2 separate regions of the Mus musculus genome follow, and region 2 is linked to region 1. A link is a loop called in an ENCODE intact Hi-C map of the cell type or tissue named here. Cell type or tissue: left cerebral cortex. All regions are shown on one strand. Links, peaks and the distances in the headings refer to the core of each region. The heading gives the core; the rest is flanking DNA. Region 1 has its middle 65 kb from the start of Gm25976. Region 2 overlaps Cdh12 (cadherin 12).

Region 1 (5,395 bases), core at 267-5,266:
GCACATTTAATAGGCATACACATAGCATAAAAAACAATGAAGTTATTATGCTCTTTGGTGCACTTTATTAGCCCACATTTAATTGTCACTTATGCTAAATGTGAGGCAAATTTTATGTTTATGTTGCTACCATATTGTAGAAATCTGTAAAGAATAAGAAATACCTCACTGTGCTACTATAAGTGCTAATTTATCTGGAATTTCTTTGCAAAATAAATATTAAACCAACTTTTAAAAAGGTGAGTATATGAGCGGATGAGAGTCAAGACTAGACAATGAGCCAACCTCGGCCTATAATTTTCTTGAAGAAATTGGTATTTTATTTGAGGAGAATTTCTTCAGTCATATCTTTTTTTATCTAAGAAATTCTTGCCCAATTCCATCTAACATTGTTTGTGTAGCCATTTCCTATGAATTAAAACATTATTCTTAGGAAGAGAAGAGAAATTAGTAACATTCTGAAAGCCCAGTTACAAAGAACTGGACACTCCTTAAATTCACAAAATTCTGAAGACTCATTGCCAAGTTTATACAAGAAGTAACAATTACTCATTGAAGTGTATGATCATCTATTCATTTCCCTTGGGACCCAAACACAGATCAAAGGGAAAAGGAAAACATACCCAGGTTTAGTAAAAAGGAATAGTTGTACCCCAAGAATGGTGTCATAAAAAATCTTTTTGACAGGATTTTAATTAGTTGGTAAGTGGTAATGACTAGATGTTACAGTTATAAAATTGAAGAAGAGCTACTGTATTGAACTATGATTGTTCTACTGATATCTTTTAGTAGTGCAAAGGATATTTTTACAGTGTTTTATTCTTAACCTGAAATTATCTAATATATCTGAATATCTTCTAAAAGTGTAAATATGATGGAAAGAATTATAAATTGCCCAACGAATATGTTAGTTAGGGTTCTGTCTTAGTTAGGGTTTTACTGCTGTGAACAGACACCATGACCAAGGCAAGTCTTATAAAAAACAACATTTAATTGGGGCTGGCTTACAGGTTCAGAGGTTCAGTCCATTATCATCAAGGTGGGAGCATGGTAGTATCCAGGCAGGCATGGCACAGGAGGAGCTGAGAGTTCTATGTCTTCATCCAAAGGCTGCTAGTGGAAGATGTGGGAGTGGGTGGGTAGGGGAGCAGGGCAGGGAGAACGTATAGAGGATGCTCAGGATAGCATTTGAAATGAAAACGAAGAAAATATGTAATAAAAATTGAAAAAATAGTAATTGTGTTCTAGATAATGAATCCAAGTTAGGTTAGAGGGCAAAGGAGGAAAAGGCAGTGTAGGAAATGGTGCATATACAGTACTTATATATGAAACATCTGATGAGAATATACTGCATGTTTTATTTCAATTCAAAATGAAATTATACACACACACACGCACATGTATATATATATATATATATATATATATATATATATATATATATATATATATATATCAAAATTGACCACTTAATTTTTTTTAAAAGAATAGTACAAAAGAGAAATTTAAGAAGTAGTTTCTCAAGGAAATCCAGAAGATGAGAAATTAATAAAGGAGTTCTGAAATTTTCTCACTGACCACAAAGCAAATTCAATACAAGTTGATTCACTGTATACAAACAAATACATCCAACTACCTTTGCAAGAAATAAAAGAAGTAGGGGAGAAACCATAATACCTACATATATGTTCACACTTCCTCTCCCAACTCCATGCAGCCGAGTACAGACAAATACCTCCTGCTTGTGCGTCCAGGAAAAAATAAATGCAAGCCTTAGATTTGAAATGACACCAATTTACAATGGTGAAAGTCAGTTACTAGGGTCTCATGATATACTGCTAGCAAAGATCACTGGTGAGAGCTTTTATAACTGTGCTAACCAGGCAGTGAATAGTTTGCCTTCATCATCTTCTCTGAGTTTCTTTTGTAAAGATACAAAGTCTCTAATTAAGATGAAGAAATCCTCCGTAATCTTTAGGTCTCTGTCTTAGGGGTTATTATCAGATCTGCTATAGAATAAAACCATATGCCAGATAGAAAATAAAGGTTTTATTCCAGAGCTCACAAATTGAGATTCCAGATCTATCCTACCATAAGTCAGAGGCATGAACATTATTTGAAAACACTAAGATTATTGCTTTTGTTGTTCACGGAGATGAGTTAAGACTACATCAGACACTAATCTCCTACCTAAGGCTAGGTACATTTCTGTAAGAGTGTACCCAACTAAGCTTCAGTAGGTCAAAATGCTATCTCCATCACCATCAGCTAACCTTAAGCTAGGCAGGGTTTGACTTCCAAGTCAGTGCTTAAATTTGGGACTCTCAAGCATTTCAAACATAATTTGGGTTACTTGCCCTAGCTGTTTGTGCCAACAGCACTAGTGACAGTGGTATTGATCTTGATACACATTTGAAACTCTGAAAGCCCTTCTGTCTAGGAGACTTAGTATCAACCGAGTTATAGAAAGCATAGATGCCAATGGACACTTCATTAACACAATACCACCTTTTGAAAGTACAGGGTCAAGGAAACTCATTCACTGCTTGCAGGAAATAGTGAAAGCACAAGGTTTTGTCCAGGAACTTGGTTCTGGGGTGATTAAACCTAACCTTGTAGTGATCTCAGTGAATTCCATTCCATGGTCTACCTACCTATGGCGTCTCTGGGTATCTCTAGAGTAAGATGAATGAGTGTTTATGCTTCACTGCCTATAAGCATTGCTATTGTCTTATGAAAACTGCCATGAGTCTTAGTACATGTCACGAATGTACAGCCTATTGTAATTTGAGTCCTCAGAGTTGTCCAAGACATCTTTGGCCAATGGAGTCAGGAAGACACAGAAGGAAATGGACAGATCCATGGCACAGGCTTCTGCAGCACATTCTTGCTGGTGATTCTATCACGAGTTGGTCAGAAATCTGTGCCTATGTATTTTTGAAGAAGAAAATTTTGGAAAAAAGACTAAGCTTTCCAGAAAATAACCAGACTAACTTCTCAAGCTTATTCAGAACATGTTAAAAAGAATTTGAAGCAAACTTGGACTTGGATCACCCTCTGGTGTTTAAACAGTAATATCACATTGGTAATTCACACCCAGGAAATCCAGCCTTGTACATCTACACTTGTTGGGATAATGGAGGTAACTTCACTTTTAGGGGGAAAAAGAATTTTGTCTAAAATAACTGAGGATAGAGGTATAAGGAAATGTTATTTGGGAATGCTGGGATTAAAAAAAAAGAAAGATATTTGTTACGTCTTAGATGATTTCAAATGTCAAGGATAGGAAGCTTTGAATAAACCATGAACTCAACTAATTGAAATGCAGTGGAAAAAAAAAAAAGAAAAGTGTAGAAAAATCCTAAAGAATGTAAAATATCTATCATGAAGAATAATCAATAAGAATCAAATGACAGTGAGGAAAAGTACTCATTAGTCAAATCAAGAGAGAACATAAAATAAATGAATCAAATAAATTCAATCATGAACACCTGTGGCAGAAATAAATCAATCTGAAAATTTAAATGAAAATTTAGTGAATTTCCAAAAATGAAAAATCCAAATATTCTAGAAAAGGAAGACAGACTAGTTGAAAACTCAGTTCACATGGTGAGGAGAACAAAAAGGAAGAGTTTAAAATAAAGAAAGAGGAATTCTAGTATTACAGGAGAGGGCTCAAAGTTAATAATCCGGAGCACATAACTGGAGAATGCAAAGAAGTAAGTAGATTATAAAAAAAAAGTTATAGAAATATTCTGACACCTAGAGAACAATGCTAGTTTACAGGCATGCAGGGCCAAACATCATCAGGCAAAAGCAACCTAACAGAGTTTCATTTTCATAAATAGAAAAACAAAAAGAAGATTCTCACAGCTCTAAGCTGAAAGAATGGAGTGATCTATGGAAATGTCCAATTCACTTGACAGCAGAAGAAACATGACAGTCTCTGAACATAATACAATATATTTAAAATACTAATGGGAAAAAGTTAGGCTGATAATGGTGGGATTTAAAAAGCTCTCTTGTAGGCAAGAATGGAGGATGGCCTTGTTGGGCATCAGTGGGAGAAGAGTTTGTTGATTTTGTGAAGGTTCAATAAAGACTAAACATAAAAAAGGACAGATTGGATCATTTTAAATAAATAAATAAATACATATCTTTGGAAATGAAGAAACTACATATAAAATTAATTTCTTTCAGGCATGTTATGTATTAAGTACAAAAGGAAGATTCAGGTTTAGGAAAGGATAATAAATATGGTGCCTTCCAATGAACCTGGAGCTCACATATTCACATTGACTGGCTGGCCAGCATACAGCAGTATGCAAATTCTCAACCTTCCATTTGTCAGTGAGCATTTTTCTTTCCATGTCTGACTTTTTTTTATGTGATGGTGAGGACCTGCATAGGTCTACTTGTTTGTAGGACAAGTGTGGCAATGACTTTGCTATCACCAAGCCTCCTGAGCTTCTTCTATAAGTTATTTCTCATAATAATGAAATGACTGTCACAATTAATAATATTTCTTGACAATCTGTGTTGATTAAATCAAAGAATGCTTGTAAATTTTATCCTAATTTGTGAAAGTTTCCTTTCAGTGATGTTGCCCATTTCTTGATATGAATTGAATATCTGTGTGTCTTAGTCAGGGTTTCTATTCCTGGACAAAACATCATGACCAAGAAGCTGGTTGGGGAGAAAAGGGTTTATTCAGCTTACACTTCCATACTGCTGTTCATCACCAAAGGAAGTCAGGACTGGAACTCAAGCAAGTCAGGAAACAGAAGCTGATGCAGAGGCCATGGAGGGATGTTCCTTACTGGCTTGCATACAATATTATCCAGAGAATGATACATGTATATATTTCAAAATTTTAGGAATATTTTACATTACTAAATGAACAAAGACAGCAAGGAAAACACTAGCTCACATTAAAGCAGAATTGCTTTTTGTTAGCTCTTCAAAAATAATGGAATGTGTTCTCTTCAGCAATGGGACTGCTAGTTTAGATGTTAACTATAAATTTTAAACTTCTGTTTATAGTCAGTAATATGACATGTTTGAAATGTGGTACAGTGTTCTTTTATCAAATATGCCAGTGATAGATTATTCACCAGGAACATGGAAAGCTATCATGGTTAATATACTCACTCCCTGTATTATGTATAAATGTGATTTATCATAAACTACTACAGATGTGGTAATCAAGTCCTGGAAGACCATGGTGTTATCTTTAACCTAAGTGATTGATAGACACAAAAAGGAACTGAGTCACAAGATATTTCTTAGTACAAGAAACACTATTCAGTAAAGGTAATGCCATATGAATTCATATTTTCATAAAAACCAAATTTTTCAGAGAAACAGATTTTTCTTACTTACCAATCTGTTTCCA
Region 2 (5,395 bases), core at 316-5,315, 1.4 Mb before region 1:
CTGACATTCAACAAGAATAACATTTATGAATTAGATTGGTATTCTAGACTTACAGAAAGAAGTTAAAGTGGATAAATTAATTGAAGATAGGATTGTTAATCAAAAGTATATCAGAATACTAAAATTTGAAGTACATTAGTTTTTGTATATTACAAAAAGAAAGAAATATGACAAAAATGAATGTTCAGAAAATATATTAGGGTTATTATTTCAAATACACATTAACAATTGCTTGACATAGAACAAAAGATTTTATCCATCATGACAATTGGAGACAGCAATAGAAATGCTACACAAGACCCACTGGCTGATGGATTAAGGAAAACAGAGAAATGCGAAAATTGCAGGAGCAATTTTAGACTTCTTAAAAAGTGCCAAATCACTGAAATAATTACTCATGAGTCAGCATCATGGGACATGAGAAGCACGTTTGCTTGTGAAATAGTGGCAGTATGTGCCAAAAAACAAGCTAATACAAGTGGCTAGAGGTAGTCAATATTCTGCAGTTTTTACCTATTTGGATAGGTGAGGATGAGTAAGAACTCCACAGTGTGGACACTGGATTTACAGTTATATGAATTGTGTATCATTCTAACGGATATAGAAGACTCCACACTCAGTGGATCTGTAAGATGAAGCCCTGACCTAGAGAGAAATCATTTTTAATAAAGCTTCAACTTGAGTGGAGTTCCCCTGCTATCATTTAGAACTGTATAGACACCACTGTTCTTTCATTCTCTCTTTCTTATATGGAAAGTTACAATCTGGTCTATCACTGACATGGCACATATTTTAAAATCACATAACTAATTTAGTTTCAAAGAATCACTACTACAAAGAACTTCGCTACAGTGGATCTGACAAGGAAACTCCTGTGTCTTTGGTAGAGGCTATTGAGGGGAGACACTAAATGTTAAACTCTTATGTTAGCAATGGAATCATTTAAGCCTTTGAGTGCTGTTTGATTGAGGTAACTTTATTTGATATGTGAAAAGGCAAAGAAAGTCAGTGGTCTAGAATATAATGTTAAGTGTGGGATACCTGTGTCTACTTCCATAACAGAATCGTGAATTGAAATTCCCCAGTCCAAATGAAGATTTGCATCCTCTGAGAGCTATTATTTGATGCTAAAGTATCCCTTATAATATGATTTATGCCTGTGCAAAATTAACCATGAAGAACTCTAATTTCTTTCCTTGTATAGATTCCAGCAAAAAAAAAGTAACAATTTGCATAAGAATAAAGTAATTTATCAGAAGCAAGTTCTACGAGCCCTTGTATCTTAAACTTTGCAGTATCCAGTACTGTGAAAAATAAAGTTATCTTAAGTCCTCATGGGGTACATTTTCAGAGAAAGCTAAACTAAATATGCAACTTTGGGGAATGGATTCAGATGACTAAAAGAAGAAAAACCATACAGACTCCTGGTCCTATTTCTGAAATCATATGCAATCATTGGGCAAAGACTACCATTAAATTGGTTTTCATATGAAAAACAATTGTAACAGTTATGTCTATTTTCCTCTGTTAGCACAGTCACTTTGCTTTAGAACTCCCCCTTTAGATGCAGAGATTTATTTCAGCAGTGAATTACTTGTTTATTGAGTACAGGGGCCTAGTTTCAATTCTCAACATTGCAAGGTAGGAAAAAAAAAAAAAAAAAAAAAAAAAAAGCTCGTATTCTTAAATTGGTCACTCACACTTGCTACTATGCAACCATTCACACACCATATCAAACACAGTATATTATGCTATTACAGTGGATCAATAGGTTCCAATATGTGAATCTTACAACTACCTCATTTTCAAAATCAACATGGGGTAGCAGGACATAGATTTTTAAAGAAAGTGCAAACTATGTCAAACTAATTCATGTATTGTGGTAGTACCTTGATATCACTACTCTTTGGCATCATTCTTTGAAGTTATTTTGCTCAGTCCTTTTTACAAATGAAAAAACAAATGACTAGTCAGTTTGAGGGACATACCCAGAATTGCAACATTGTGACCAGTATTGTAAGTAATTACATTGGTTGTTTGTATTGAATTTCTATGGCAATACTTTACCATCACACTAATAAGAAGTAATTAAATTTTGTGGCACATGATCTACCACTATTCCTTGGCAGCACCTTTAATAATTGAGTTTGCTAATTCCTGTTGATCTCATTTAGTTTTTCTAAGGAGCATTTAAAAAATGTTGTTCATACCTAACAGCACTACTGCCCACATCAAGGTCTTGTGCTGTGACAGCTCCGATGATGGTCCCCACAGGAGTGTCTTCATAAACCTCCATGGTGTACAGTGGTTTGCTGAACACTGGTGGCTCATCCACATCCAGCACGCTGATTTTTACTGTAGCAGTATCCTTAAATGGCCCAGCAGAGTGAAAGCGGTGGTCAAGGTGAAGGTTGGAGGCCTCTACTTTAAAAGTATATGCCTTCTTGGTTTCAAAATCTAAAGGCTGTAATAAGGACAAAATGAAAAATTATAATTATATAGATCTGGGCAGAAAATGGTGAACATTGCTTCTAAGCAATCTGCCAGCTGCTTCTAATTAATTACACGTTTCAGCTTTTCTTCTAAGAATACAGAGTAGAGAAAGTGAAAGTAAATATTTAAGAACATTAAAGATAAACGGGATGTAGAAGAAACCTGCAATGTTAATTATCTTAATACACAGAACTGACAAAATCTACATCTACACATCAAAGTAGACAGGGCTACTCATGTCCTACTAGGCAATGTGCAAACAGTGAGGAAGACATTATTATGCTTTTATCCAATACTGACATCTACTGGACAGAAGTAAAGATCGAAAGAGTAGAGCAACAGAGAAATTGTTTGATTATTTAGATTTCAGGATCACATACAATGTTAGATATTCCCTTTTCTTATTTTTCCCCTATTACCATTTTTTTCTTAAAGGTCCTCAATGCTCTGGTATTTTTATCTAGAAAGAGTGAGTAAAAGTCAGTAGGTTGGGTAATTACAGTTGTTTGCATTCCAAGAATAATGCAAAAAATTAATGCATGCTGCAGTACATTGTCAGAAAACAGCAGAAAGAATTATGACCTGAAACATATTGCTAAGTTACAGAAGACATTGGAAGTAACAGTGGAAGTTAATTTGTCCATATGCACTGATGCTCTGTGTAGATATATTTTCCTACCTCTAAATATCAGTTCTTTCATCTCCATATCTGAACACTTTATTGGCTAGGATAACTGTAGCAATGAGATACTTTGTTTGGAGGAATGAGTTGAGTTGACAGAGGCTCACATTATGTTGCTTAAGCTGGCCCTGAGCTGACAAGCCTTCTGTCTCAGCTCCCTATGCTGTGATGGCCAGTGTGGTGGATCACACTCAGCATTGTGGGGGAAGCTGCTTTGTTTGGTTACAGAGTAACCATCCCAGAGCTTGGATGGCTGACGCTTGAGGATCTAGACTTTAAGAGCAGTTTAATATATAATAGTATAATCCAAGTGAGCCAATGAAGAATGAAGAAAACGCTGCATTTATGATAAGGCTTAGCTTGAATCAATAAACACAAGGAAAGGTAAGCACACATTTTCAAATATCTGAAAGGTCTTCCTAGGGAGTAAATGTGTTGGAGTAACATATAAGAATTCAACTGTAATTTATAAGGAAGAAATTCATGATATATGGTATGACATTTGATACTTCCTATCTCTTTACTTTCAACATATTTAGAAAAAGCTGTCGTGTATCTTAGAATGAGTTGTTGTGTCTTAGGATGCAGTCATGTGCACCACTTCCACCTCATCTCTCTCCCCGATTTCTCCTACCCATTGATATGTCTACATTTGCACGATTATAAAAATTCCTTCCAGACAAGCCTTAAAATTAATTATTTTACTTTGCAGTAAAAGAATGGATGAATTTGGCTCCCTACCAGTATGTCAGTTTCAAGGTAATGGCCAGAGAAGGCAATTCTACATTTCTTTCCCTTTTTTATTTATTATACATCATTTTTGAAGACAGTCTTGTCTCTGGCTTTTATGAACTCTTCTCCTAACACAGTTGGCAAAGATTAAGTGGTCAAGTTTAAGAGTTGGGAGTGCATTGGGGAGAACCTATTTGTACCTAGAGATTTGTTTTGCAACTGAAAACTTACATCCAGCAATGATCATTGTCTTGAAGAAAAACTTTCAGAGAAACATCACAGTAATATACAAGACAGAGCTCCTTTTTGGTGACCCTGACCCTTAAGCAATCTCTCCTGAGAAAAGGAAGCATCTCAGCAAAAGCTGGTAGAATCATCAGTTGGCTCTTTCCTTGCATTTAACAAATCACTAATCTTACTGCTATCTTAAATTGGAGATAAGGAGCTTCACTTGCTAATAATCACAATAAAATGCTAGTGTGTAAAAGAAGTACAGATGACATTGACTGGCTCAGAATCTTTGAAAACTGAATATTTCTGAGAAGTTGAGTGAATATAATTCTCCCACAATAAATAGAGAACCTTCTAACACCATTCACAGACCATTAGAACATAAAGATTATAGAAGAGAAGGGAAATGATTGGTAAAACATGGCTTAAGTGAGGAATTCCTGTCTCCTTGGTGAGCAATATGTTACTTACCTCAGCTAGAGGGGAAGACAATATTGTAGGGAGCTATGCAATAAGAATTCAAAATTTTAATTCTATAAAAATGTACATTTAATATCACTCTGAATTTGAAAGAAGAAGAGTTAGGCAAGCTACATTATTGTAGTGACTCTTCCTGTTTACATTCTTTTTTTGCCTAGGAGCAGAATAGCCACAACAATGAAGAGCAGAGTGTGCAGGTGTTTTCTCTCACTTCAGAGGATGTATTAAATGTAAATATTAGGTGACTCATCCCCCAGGGACTCTCAAAGTTCCTGCTTCTACATAATGTTATATAGAAATGGATAGACTCCATTTATTGATGTTTTTATGAATTTGAAAATCAATATCTCTGGAGGACAAAATGCAGAAGTGTTTCCACTTATTATTATTTTAATATTTTATTTTTATTATCGTTACTAAGTGTTCTCCAAGGGCCCCCAACATCTGTGTTTAGTAGTCCAAGACTGAGAGTAGGCATAGCATGTGAATTTGAAAGCATGTCAACAAACAAGGCACTGAGTTTTAAGGGAAGGCAAATTATACAAATATAAGTATGGTCTTTAAAATGTTGACATAGAATTGAGCCTTTGACATAATGGGTGAGGTTTTTTGTTTTTGTTTTTGTTTTTTTTTTTTGTTTTTTTTTTTTTTTTGAAGGTAGCTTGTGGCTGTTTTCTAAGATGTTACTTATGAGGACTTGGGCACTCATAATAAGTGACAAAAACAAATTTATAAAGGACATGTATCTTTTCATCAACACAGTAAGGTGAGCACTCT

What was found. Peaks named below come from ENCODE experiments on the same cell type or tissue, not always from the same donor. Only the 100,000 strongest peaks of a DNase experiment are listed, where the experiment ranks them.
Region 2: it touches region 1 in a loop (4-fold over the local background); 3 of 42 quality-filtered maps call a loop at or near these places.

Annotation. Positions count from the first base shown.
Region 1 is chr15:20,117,385-20,122,779 of GRCm38, reverse strand. No RefSeq gene overlaps it. Among named protein-coding and RNA genes, the nearest start is that of Gm25976, 65 kb to the left of the region's middle. In left cerebral cortex, for the core only: a CTCF peak has its summit at 3,057; a DNase peak (open chromatin) is centred at 2,949.
Region 2 is chr15:21,534,486-21,539,880 of GRCm38, reverse strand. It overlaps Cdh12 (cadherin 12), which reads right to left. Exons shown (of 12, transcript NM_001008420.2): 7 at 2,211-2,464. Among named protein-coding and RNA genes, the nearest start is that of Gm25101, 420 kb to the right of the region's middle. In left cerebral cortex, for the core only: a CTCF peak has its summit at 2,808 (motif pointing left); no DNase peak of the experiment used is centred there.